Regions from separate parts of the Homo sapiens genome. Here region 2 is linked to region 1. A link is an interaction called in ENCODE POLR2A ChIA-PET data of the cell type or tissue named here. Cell type or tissue: A673. All regions are shown on one strand. Links, peaks and the distances in the headings refer to the core of each region. The heading gives the core; the rest is flanking DNA. Region 1 overlaps SNTB2 (syntrophin beta 2). Region 2 has its middle 3.4 kb from the start of MIR1972-2.

Region 1 (5,382 bases), core at 332-5,331:
GTGTCCTTAGTGCCCAGATTGAAATCACCCCCTCCCCCAAAAAGATGGTAAGGCTTCTTAGGGAATACATAAGACTGCAATATTGGCTGGGTGTGGTGGCTCATGCCTGTAATCCCAGCACGTTGGGAGGCCAAGGCGGGCAGATCACCTGAGGTCAGGAGTTTGAGACCAGCCTGGCCAACATGGCGAAGCCCCATCTCTACTAAAAATACAAAAATTAGCCGGGCATGGTGGTGCACACCTGTAATTCCAGCTACTCGGGAGGCTGAGGCAGGAGAATCGCTTGAACCCAGGAGGTGGAGGTTGCGGTGAGCAGAGATTGCACCACTGCCCTCCAGCCTGGGTGACAGAGCAAGACTCCGTCTCAAAAAAAAAAAAAAAACCCTACAAAAAAAAGTGAAGTATACATATAGGAAAACCATAAGAAAAGTAATTTTCCTTAAGGTCATGAAACTATTCAGTATTTTGCTTTACAGTTTAATCTATTCACTTTTTATATTTTCTTTTTTTTTAATTTTCATTTTGAGACAGGGTCTCACTCTGTCCCCCAGACTGGAGTATAGTAGCACAGTGTTGGCTCACTGCAACCTCCACCTACCCAGCTCAAACAATCCTCCCATCTCAGCTTCTGAGTAGCTAGGACTATAGGCATGCGCCACCACGCCCAGCTCATTTTTATATTTTGTGTAGAGATGTGGTCTCATTATGTTGCCCAGGCTGATCTTGAACTCCTGAGCTCAAGTGATCCTCCCACCTCAGCCTCCCAAGTAGTTGGGACAATAGGCGCGTGCCGCCGTGCCTGGCTCATTTTTGTATTTTGTGTAGAGATAAGGTCTCATTATGTTGCCTAGGCTGATCTTGAACTCCTGGGCTCAAGCGATCCACATGCCTTGGCCTCCCAAAGTGCAGGGATTACAGGCATGAGCCACCACTCCTGGCCTCACTTTTTATATTTTCCCTATTTTAAAGAAGTATTAAGTAGATCAGTGTAACAGAACAAAATATTACCTCATTTATAAGGATTCACTCACCTCACAATGTTTTCTATACAGGATTTTTAAAAATTTGGTGAGGAATGTACATCAAAGAGAAATAAATAAAATCTCTTTAATGTCTAGCTTAAAAATAGCTGAATTTTGACATCTGCTTCAGCATTCTATTGTAATATGCAGTTACAGCCTCACATAAATATGTAGTTGGAAAAGGGAAGAGTATTTTAATAGCCCATTCACATTACGTGGATAGCCTTCTGTCCACAGAACCAAAACTCAACAAGTGGTTTGGTAAAGATTAATTGCAATGTGGAATATGAAACCTTATCAATAGTTTCTGTATCATGTTTACATTAAAAATCAACTGGTTTCCCTTGAAATTTCAATGGATCTTTTTTATGCATGCATAATTTTGCAACACCATATATCATTCATTTGGAAAAATATTTGTTCACTGAGTTACACAGATTTTCCATGTTAAAAATGGTTCATTATAAAAGATAAAAAAATCTCATTTGGTATTACCACTAATCTCCCCAGAAAAGCAAGTACTGAGAAGCTGTCAAGCTCACAGTAGCAGATATGAGTTTTCCAGCATTCTAATTTTTGCTTGAAAGCTACAATTTTATCATTGGCAACAAATACTATCAGTGTTTTCCTCAAGTTACAGACTCATTTTGGTGATGTGACAAATACCCAAGTCTCACTAAACGTGTTTGTCAATCAGTCATTCTTTCAAATAAAAAATGATGTTTACATGAAAAAGCATGTATGGAGTTCAGCTGAGAATTCAATCACACATGTGCTTTTCCTTGAGACAACAGTCATTCTTCAGTATGCAGCAGAAGTGCTCCATGAGTACTTCCCATTTCATCACACAGAATGTTACAAAGATGAATACTCAAGGGTCAAGATTAAATAAAATTAATATTTTTTACTATTTCAGCAGAGACATTTGGAAGTTAAACTGGCATTTTTTTTTCCCTCTGCAAGTCCACGTGGGGACGGATACAATGACTCCCAAAACAGTTTCGTGCCAACTGCCTTGATTCATGCTAAGGTGCCAGCAATTTTACACATCCTCAGTGTAAATATCAACAATATGAAAAAAAGCAAATTACATTTAATATTACTATGAAAATAGCTTTGAACTCACAAGGCCCCTGAAAAGGGGATCCGCAGAGGTCCATGAAGTATACTTTGAGAACTGCTTTACTGAGCTGATTCCCAAAAAACCAACATGCCAATTAAACATTAGCTACCTCAGAAAGAGTTAAGTAAGTTTCAAAATTACTCCACAGAGGATCCAAGTAAGACAAAGTGTTGGTGAAAGCAATAGATATTCTATCATATTCAGTTTGAATGCTAATCCCAAAACAGACATTAAAAAACGTAAAGTCTAAGAGAATTTTTTCCTACAGATTTGATTATGAAATATTTGGCAAAGGGAATCTAATTCAAACCAGATGCTGGACTCTCGCTGAGCAGCGGTTGGTTGGGAACACTGCTAAAAGGCCCCCCTTTTGTGGAGAGGCCAGATGAGTTCATGCAAAGGCATTTTGGCAGCTTTTGCCCCACAAGTCCCATAAGCACAGCACTACTCAATATTCCACATTCTAAAGTCACCACACTTTTTTTTTTTTTTGAGATCTTTTTTCTCTTCCAAAGAAGGCTTATAGGAAAAGACAACAAAATCCATATCCTGAAAAATCCAGAGCACCTATAAAACCAGTGTCTTTCTACCTGTGTCATGTATCTGGCTTTAATCTCAAGAAATGTGTAAAATAAAAATCCTCTTCATTTATCACTTTCATGCTTTACTTATTCCTCATTGGCCTGAACTATCAGCTATTAAAACCCACACACGTACAGAGCTTTGGTTTTGAAGAATCTGTAAATGTGCAATCCAATATAAATGGCAGCTCATGGTTAATTTACATTACTCTAAGCATGTTATTTGATTTTGAACTACAATCAACTCTTAATTTTTCAGGAGTTATCTACTTTTTTTAACATAATAAAGGTCCTTAATTTCTTTTCCTTACCTATGTGTTTATGCAATCCTTTTTTATTCTGTCTCATCCACTCATAAGAACATGGTCCAAAGTATTAACAATAGAATTAGGGAAATTAAACATTCAGCCCCTTCTCATTACTCACTTAAATCTCAAACACTCCCTTTCCCCTACATTAAAAACACTTTCTGGCCTTGCCTCCCTCTGCAGGATACCTTCTGGTCTGGTTTCATCTTCTTGTCTCTCTCAGGGTTACCCTTTACCCGCCTCTGGTTGGTAGAGGATCATTAAGCCCCACTTAATTCTATTGTGCTGTGACTTCAACCAATTCTACCTTGCCAACATGGCCACATGGAAAAACTAAACCTTTCATCTGTCTTTTTTTATTCTAATCCACCAGTACTTCCTGAACAAGGAGTAAAGAATCCCTGTTGTTACATTAATTAAACTTATTAAGAAACAACATGAATTGGTATGGTGGCTCATACTTATAATCCCAGAAATTTGGGAGACTGAGAGGCATGAGAATTGTTTGAGCCCAGGAGTTTGAGACCAGACTGGGCAACACAGCAAGACCTCACCTCCATAAAAAATTAACCTGGCATAGTGGCTTATGCCTATAGTCCTAGCTACTCGAGAAGCTGAGGTGGGAGGATGGCTTGAGCCCAGGAGTTTGAGGTTACAGTGAGCTATGATCCTGCCACTGCACACTCTAGACTGGACAACAGAGTGAGAGTTCGTCAGAAAAAAAAAGAGAGAAGGAAGGAAGGAGAGAGAGAGGAAGGGAGGGGAGAAAAGAAAGGAAAAGGAAAGGGAAGGGAAGGGAGGGAAGGGGAAGAAAAAGGAAAGGGAAGGAGGAAGGAAGGCAGACAATCAGTCTAGGAAGCTCTATAAGACCCACCCATTTAATTAATGGTGAGTTTAATTTGCATGTATGAGCATGTTTGAATTCCTCACCTTTAATACGAAACTTTGACTATCTGTAAAAATTGGTGGCAGATCAAAAAACTGCTCCTTTTCCTTTCTTTTAATTTTTTTGAGACCAGAGGTCTCACTATGTTGCCCAGGCTGGTCTTGAACTACTGGGCTTAAGTGACTCTTCCAGCCTCCCAAGAAGCTGGGATTACAGGCACGTGCCATGGCACCCAGCTAAGAGCTCCTCTTTTTTTTTTTTTTTTTTGAGATGGAGTCTCGCTCTGTCTCCCAGGCAGGAGTGCAGTGACGCGATCTTGGCTCACTGCGAGCTCTGCCTCCTGGGTTCATGCCATTCTCCTGCCTCAGCCTCCCTAGTAGCTGGGACCACAGGCGCCCGCCACCACACCCGGCTAATTTTTTGTAGTTTTAGTAGAGACGGGGTTTCACTGTGTTAGCCAGGATGGTCTCAATCTCCTGACCTCGTGATCCACCCGCCGTGGCCTCCCAAAGTGCTGGGATTACAGGCGTGAGCCACCACGCTGGGCCAGAGCTCCTCTTTTAACAATGACCAAATTAAACTAATTATTATACTTTTTTTTTTTTTTTGAGATAGAGTCTTGCTCTGTTGCCCAGGCTAGAGTGCAGTGGTGCAGTATCAGCTCACTGCAACCTCCGCCTCTGGGGTTCAATCGATTCTTCTGCCTTAGCTTCCCAAGTAGCTGGGATTACGGGCATATGCCACCACGCTGGGCTAATTTTTGTATTTTTAGTAGAGACGAGGTTTCTCCATGTTGGTCAGGCTGGTCTTGAACTCCTGACCTCGTGATCCGCCAGCCTCGGCCTCCCAAAGTGCTGGGATTATAGGCGTGAACCACTGCACCTGGCCTAATTATTATGCTTTTTACAAAGAATTCTTCTTGGGCATAATTTTCATTTAATAATAAATATTATAATTAAAGCAGCTAACACTTGAGCAGTTACAATGTGTCAGGCACCATTCTAGGCAGTTTATTAGTATTAACTCATTTAATACTAACACCCACCCTATCTCATTAGGGTGCACTTAACAAATGAAAAATATGTGGCACAGAAAGTTTCAGTAGCATGCTATCGCTTACTTAGTATAACATTCAGTTTATTAGGAATCAGTCTTAGTCTCTCTTTTCAATCTTGTTGGGTTTAATTATTTTATTTAAATAACTGAATTATTAAAATATAAAACACACCATACAATTTATCCCTTGAAGTACAGTGGTCTTTAGTATATTCAGAATTTTGCAACCATCACCACATTCAATTTTAGCAGACTGTCATCATCTCAAAAAGAAATCCTGTACCCATTAGCTCCCCCGCCGGCAACCACTAATCTACCTTCTGTCTATCCTGGGTTTGCCTATCCTGAACTTTCCATATAAATGGAAAAATACAGTATGTGGTTGTTTCTGTCTGGCTTCTTTCAC
Region 2 (5,382 bases), core at 216-5,215, 750 kb before region 1:
TGAGCTAATTCTAAAGTTTATATAGAAATACAAGGGACCTAGGAACAGCCCAAAGAATTTTGAAAAAGAACAAAATTGGAAGACTTACCTTGTCATACTTCAAGACTTCTGTAAAGCAGCAAGTAAGATTGTGTGAGATTAACCAAATAAAAAAGAGAATTCAGAAATAGACTCATGTGAAGTATATGGACATTTCAGGTTTTTACAGATGCCTGAGTAATTCGAGGGAGAAAGGACAATCTTTTTACATCAGTGGTCTTAGAGCTTGGATATCCATATGGAAAAAAAACTGAATCTTAACCCTTATCTTATTCTCTGTATATATAAATATTAACTATAAATGGTTCATCAACCTAAGCATAGATCTAAGACAATAAAATGTCTCGAAGAAAATACAGTAGATCTTTGTGACCTTAGGTTACGTTTCTTAGGATACAAAATATGTGAACCATAAATTGTACTTTATCAAAAATTAAAAGCATTAGCTGTTTGAAAGCCCCTATTAAGAAGGTGAAAGGCAAGTTGCAGACTGGGAGAAATATTTGCAAAACATTTTTTTCTTATTTCTTTTTTTTTTGTCTTTTTCTATTTTTATTTTTTATGTTTTTGAGATGGAGTTTTGCTGTGCTGCCCAGGCTGGAGTGCAGTGGTGCGACCTTGGCTCACTGCAACCTATGCCTCCCAGGTTCAAGCGATCCGCCTGCCTCAGCCTCCTGAGTAGCTGGGATTACAGGCGCATGCCACCATGCCAGGCTAATTTTTATATTTTTAGTAGAGACGAGATTTCGCCATGTTGGCCAGGCTGGTCTCAAACTCCTGACCTCAGGTGGTCCACCTGCCTTGGCCTCCCAAAGTGATGGGATTACAGGCGTGAGCCACCACACCCAGCCAGCCACTGTCCCAGGCCTGTCTTCTTTTAAAATTTCTTTTTCATTCTTTTCCCCAGAAGCTACAAAACATTTGACAAAGAACTTGTATCTAAAATATATAAAGAACTGTTACAACTCAATAAGGACACGAGCAATACAATTTTTTTTTTTTTTTTTGAGATGGAGTCTTATTCTGTTGCCCAGACTAGAGTGCAGTGGTGCGATCTTGGCTCACTGCAACCTCTGCCTCCCGGGTTCCAGTGATTCTTCTGCCTTAGCCTCCCGAGTATCTGGGATTACAGGCATGCGCCACCACACCTAGCTAGTTTTTTTGTATTTTTAGTAGAGATGGAGTTTCACCGTGTTGGCCAGGCTGGTCTTGAACTCCTGACCTTAGGTGATCTGCCTGCCTTGGCCTCCCAAAGTGCCGGGATTACAGGTGTGAGCCACTGTGCCCGGCCCACAATACAGTTTTTTAAATGAACAACAGATGTGAGCAGATACTTCATCAAAGAAAATGAAAATGTATAGCACTTGAAAAGATGTTTAACATCATTAGTCATTAGTGAAATGCAAATTAAGATCACCGTGAGACATTACTACCTGTCTGTTAGACTAGAGAAATTACAGGTGGCTCACACTTGTAATCCCAACACTTGAGAAGGCTGAGACGGCGAGATCAATTGCCCTCAGGTGTTCGAGACCAGCCTGGGCAACATGGCGAAAGCCCTAGGAAATCTCTACAAAAAATACTAAACATTAGCCAGGTGTGGTGATGTGTACCTGTAGTCCCAGCTACTCCAGAGGCTTTGGTGGGAGGTTGGCTTGAACCCAGGAGAGAGAGGTTGCAGTGAGCCAAGATTGTGCTACCATACCCCAGCCTGGGTGACAGAGCGAGGTCCTTTCTTAAAAAAAAAAAAAAAAAAAAAAAAAAATTCTTTAAAATATTATGTCAGGCCAGGCACTTTGGGAGGCCGAGGCGGGCAGATTCTGAGGTCAGGAGATCAAGACATCCTGGCTAACATGGTGAAATCCCATTTCCACTAAAAATACAAAAAAAATAGCTGGGTGTGGTGGTGGGCACCTGTAGTCCCAGCTACTTGGGAGGCTGAGGCAGGAGAATGGCGTGAACTCGGGAGGCAGAGGTTGCAGTGAGGTGAGATCGCACCACTGCACTCCAGCCTTGGTGACAGTGAGACTCTGTCTCTATAAAAAATAAATAAGTAAATAAATAAAATTTGCCAGGCGTGGTGGTGGGCACCTGTAGTCCCAGCTACTCGGGAGGCTGAGGCAGGAGAATGGCGTGAACCTGGGAGGCGGAGCTTGCAATGAGCCGAGATTGTGCCACTGCACTTCAGCCTGGGCGACAGAGTGAGACCCTATCTCAAAAAAAAAAAAAAAAAAAAAAAAAGGCAAAAAACTACAGTGACAGAAGCAGATCAGGATTTTCCAGGGCCAGTGAGGAGTCAGGGAAAGGGTAATTATATTGGGGTTGATGGGATTTGGGGGTTGATGGAAGTATTCTGAATCTTGATTGTGTTGATGGTTACATGCTCTATATATTTGTCAAAACTCATTGGACCGTATACTTACATGAGTGAGTTTTGTTGCATGTAAATCATACTACAATAGGCCGAGCATGGCAGCTCATGCCTGTAGTCCCAGCACTTTGGGAGGCTGAGGCAGGCAGATCACAAGGTCAGGAGTTCAAGACCAGCCTGACCAACGTGGTAAAACCCCATCTCTACTAAAAATGCAAAAATTAGCCAGGTGTGGTGGTGTGCACCTGTAGTCCTAGCTACTTGGGAGGCTGAGGCAGGAGAATTGCTTGAACCTGGGAGGTGGAGGTTGCAGTGAGCCAAGATCGCACTACTGCACTGTAGCCTGGGTGACAGAAAGGGACTCTGTCTCAAAAAAAAAAAAAAAAAAAAAAAATCATACTACAATAAAACTGCTTATTTAGGCTGGGTGTGGTGGCTCATGCCTGTAATTCCAGCACTTTGAGAGGCCAAGGCGGGAAGATCACCTGAGGTCAGGAGTTCAAGACCAGCCTGGCCAAAATGGCGAAACCCTGTCTGTACTAAAAATATAAAAATTAGCTGGTTGTGGTGGCAGGCACCTGTAATCCCAGCTACTTAGGAGGCCGAGGCGGGAGAATAGCTTGAATCCAGGAGGCTGAGATTGCAGTGAGCCTGGGCAACAGGGTGAGACTCTGTCTCAAAAAAAAAAAAGACAAAATAGAAAAACCACATAAATATTCACTTTATTGCCAACAGGAAAACCATCACTTCCTGCCTTATTGTTTAAAAACACAAATTCACCCATATTCAATCACATGATAAACTGGAGGGGCTGCAGTTTGCATGTGACTGAGTGACTTGCCAGTGTGATTATGTTGCAGATGTCAGAAGACACATGTCAAGGGTTAGTCACCAGACGTTGCCAAGAAATATGAAAAGAGAATCTGAATGCGGTCCGGGCACTAACACAGCAGTACGCTTTTATTTTGCTGGAAGAGCCTGTGGCACAGCCCATGCATTGACATTTGATCTTGTTTCAGCTAAACTAAATGTGTCTGTTAAGATTTTTTTTTTTTTTAATTTGAGGTAGATTTAGGTATGAGGGGAAAAGTTTTCAGCCCTTTTCCTGGCATAGACCTTACAAAAGAACTACTTTCTTTAGCTGTGTTTGTTGAGGCCGTTGGTGAGGGTTTGAAATCTTTTTAGTTGGCTTGCTGCTAACTGGAAATTGAGGACGGTTGGGGGATGCCTGACTCCACGTTTTAACTAAGCTCTCTCTGAAAAGGGATCTCCCCAGCAAAATCTGTAGTGCAATCAATTACCAAGGGAGCGGCTGAAAGTGCTTAATATGCTTAAGCTGGCTTCAGAATGCATGTTCTGTATTACAAAGAACCTGGGTGGAAACAAAACAAATTCATCTATATGTTTTGTTTGTTTTTTGAGCTGGAGTCTCGCTTTGTTGCCCAGGCTGGAGTGCAGTGGCACGATCTCAGCTCACTGCAAGCTCTGCCTCCCGGGTTCACGCCATTCTCCCGCCTCAGCCCCCCGAGTACCTGGGACTATAGGCACCCACCACTACACCCTGCTAATTTTGTTTTTGTATTTTTAGTAGAGACAGGATTTCACCGTGTTAGCCAGGATGGTCTCGATCTCCTGACCTTGTGATCCACCCGCCTGGGCCTCCCAGAGTGCTGGGATTACAGGTGTGAGCCACTGTGCCCAGCCCACCTATATGATTTTTATAAAGGGCATATCTAAATCAAAATAATCCAGGAAGTGACGATAAAATAAAAAGGTGGAAAAGTTTATCTTGGACAAATGCTGACAAAATGAAAGTACCATAGCCATATTAGTGTGGGATAAAATAGACTTCATATTGATGAAAGATGTAATCTCCTAAAAGAAATAACAGTTATACCTGCTGGGCACGGTGGCTCATGCTTATAATCCCAGCACTTTGGAAGGCCGAGGCAGGTGGATCACGAGGTCAGGAGTTCGAGACCAGCCTGGCCAACGTAGTGAAACCCCGTCTCTACTAAAAATACAAAAAAATTAGCCGGGCGTGGTGGCCGGTGCCTGTAATCCCACCTACTTGGGAGGCTGAGGCGAGGAGAATTGCTTGAACCTGGGAGGTGGAGGTTGCAGAGTTGAGATCATGCCACTGCACTCTAGCCTGGGCGACAGTGTGAGACTCCATCTCAAAAAAAAAAAAAAAAAAACAGTTATGAATGCTTGTGAACATAACTTTAAAATATATAAAGGAAAGCTAAAGGAAAAGTCTGATGTAACACAAGTATATATTGACAAACCACAATCTTGGTGGGAGATTTGAATATATTTCTCATGAGTCAGCAGATCAAGTAGATAGAAAATAAGTATATAAAAGATTTCAATGACATAATTAGATACATGTAATAGAGATTACATACTCTTCAAAGCTTGTAATAAGTCAACTCACAAACACTGATTTTAAGTCCTTCCACAAAGAAAATCTCAATAAAATAGGGATATAATAAGTCACTTCCCTCCTAGGGCGATAATGTGTATAAAAGTGTTTAAGGTATAAAGCCTTAGAAAACATTTGTTCCTTTTAATGCCCTGATTTGTTTTATCCTAGGAACGGCAGCAGTAGGACACACAGACAAGATTGGGAGATTGAAAGAACTCTGTGAGCAGTATGGCATATGGCTTCATGTGGAGGGGTAAGCCGGCGGTGAGGCTGGTGGCTCCATTCGGGCCTGCACAGAGTCCTCATGAGGACTGGACATCCAGGCTCTCACTTTGGTGACATTTATCACGAAGGGCTCTTCGGGTCACAGATCACAAAATAACCCAAATTGGCTTAAGCCCAAAGAGATCTTACTGGCTCACATAACTACAAAGAGCAGTGTTATGACTGCCTCAGGCACAACATCAACCAGGATCCAGTGTGTTACTCCCACCTCTGCTCCCCCAGTCACAGGCACTGGGCTTGGTTTCCTCTACCTGTGGAC

The links. ChIA-PET counts read pairs that join two places held together with the same protein. Peaks named below come from ENCODE experiments on the same cell type or tissue, not always from the same donor. Only the 100,000 strongest peaks of a DNase experiment are listed, where the experiment ranks them.
Region 2: POLR2A ChIA-PET joins it to region 1 with 6 read pairs; 1 of 35 experiments calls an interaction of 5 or more read pairs at or near these places.

What each region holds. Positions count from the first base shown.
Region 1 is chr16:69,273,458-69,278,839 of GRCh38, reverse strand. The region is part of intron 4 of SNTB2 (syntrophin beta 2); the gene reads right to left. Among named protein-coding and RNA genes, the nearest start is that of VPS4A, 35 kb to the left of the region's middle. In A673, for the core only: no CTCF peak of the experiment used is centred there; a DNase peak (open chromatin) is centred at 2,489; H3K4me3 peaks cover 869 bases; H3K27ac peaks cover 2,772 bases.
Region 2 is chr16:70,024,295-70,029,676 of GRCh38, reverse strand. It overlaps the pseudogene PDXDC2P-NPIPB14P and the pseudogene PDXDC2P. Among named protein-coding and RNA genes, the nearest start is that of MIR1972-2, 3.4 kb to the left of the region's middle. In A673, for the core only: no CTCF peak of the experiment used is centred there; DNase peaks (open chromatin) are centred at 3,045, 3,309 and 3,626; H3K27ac peaks cover 1,905 bases.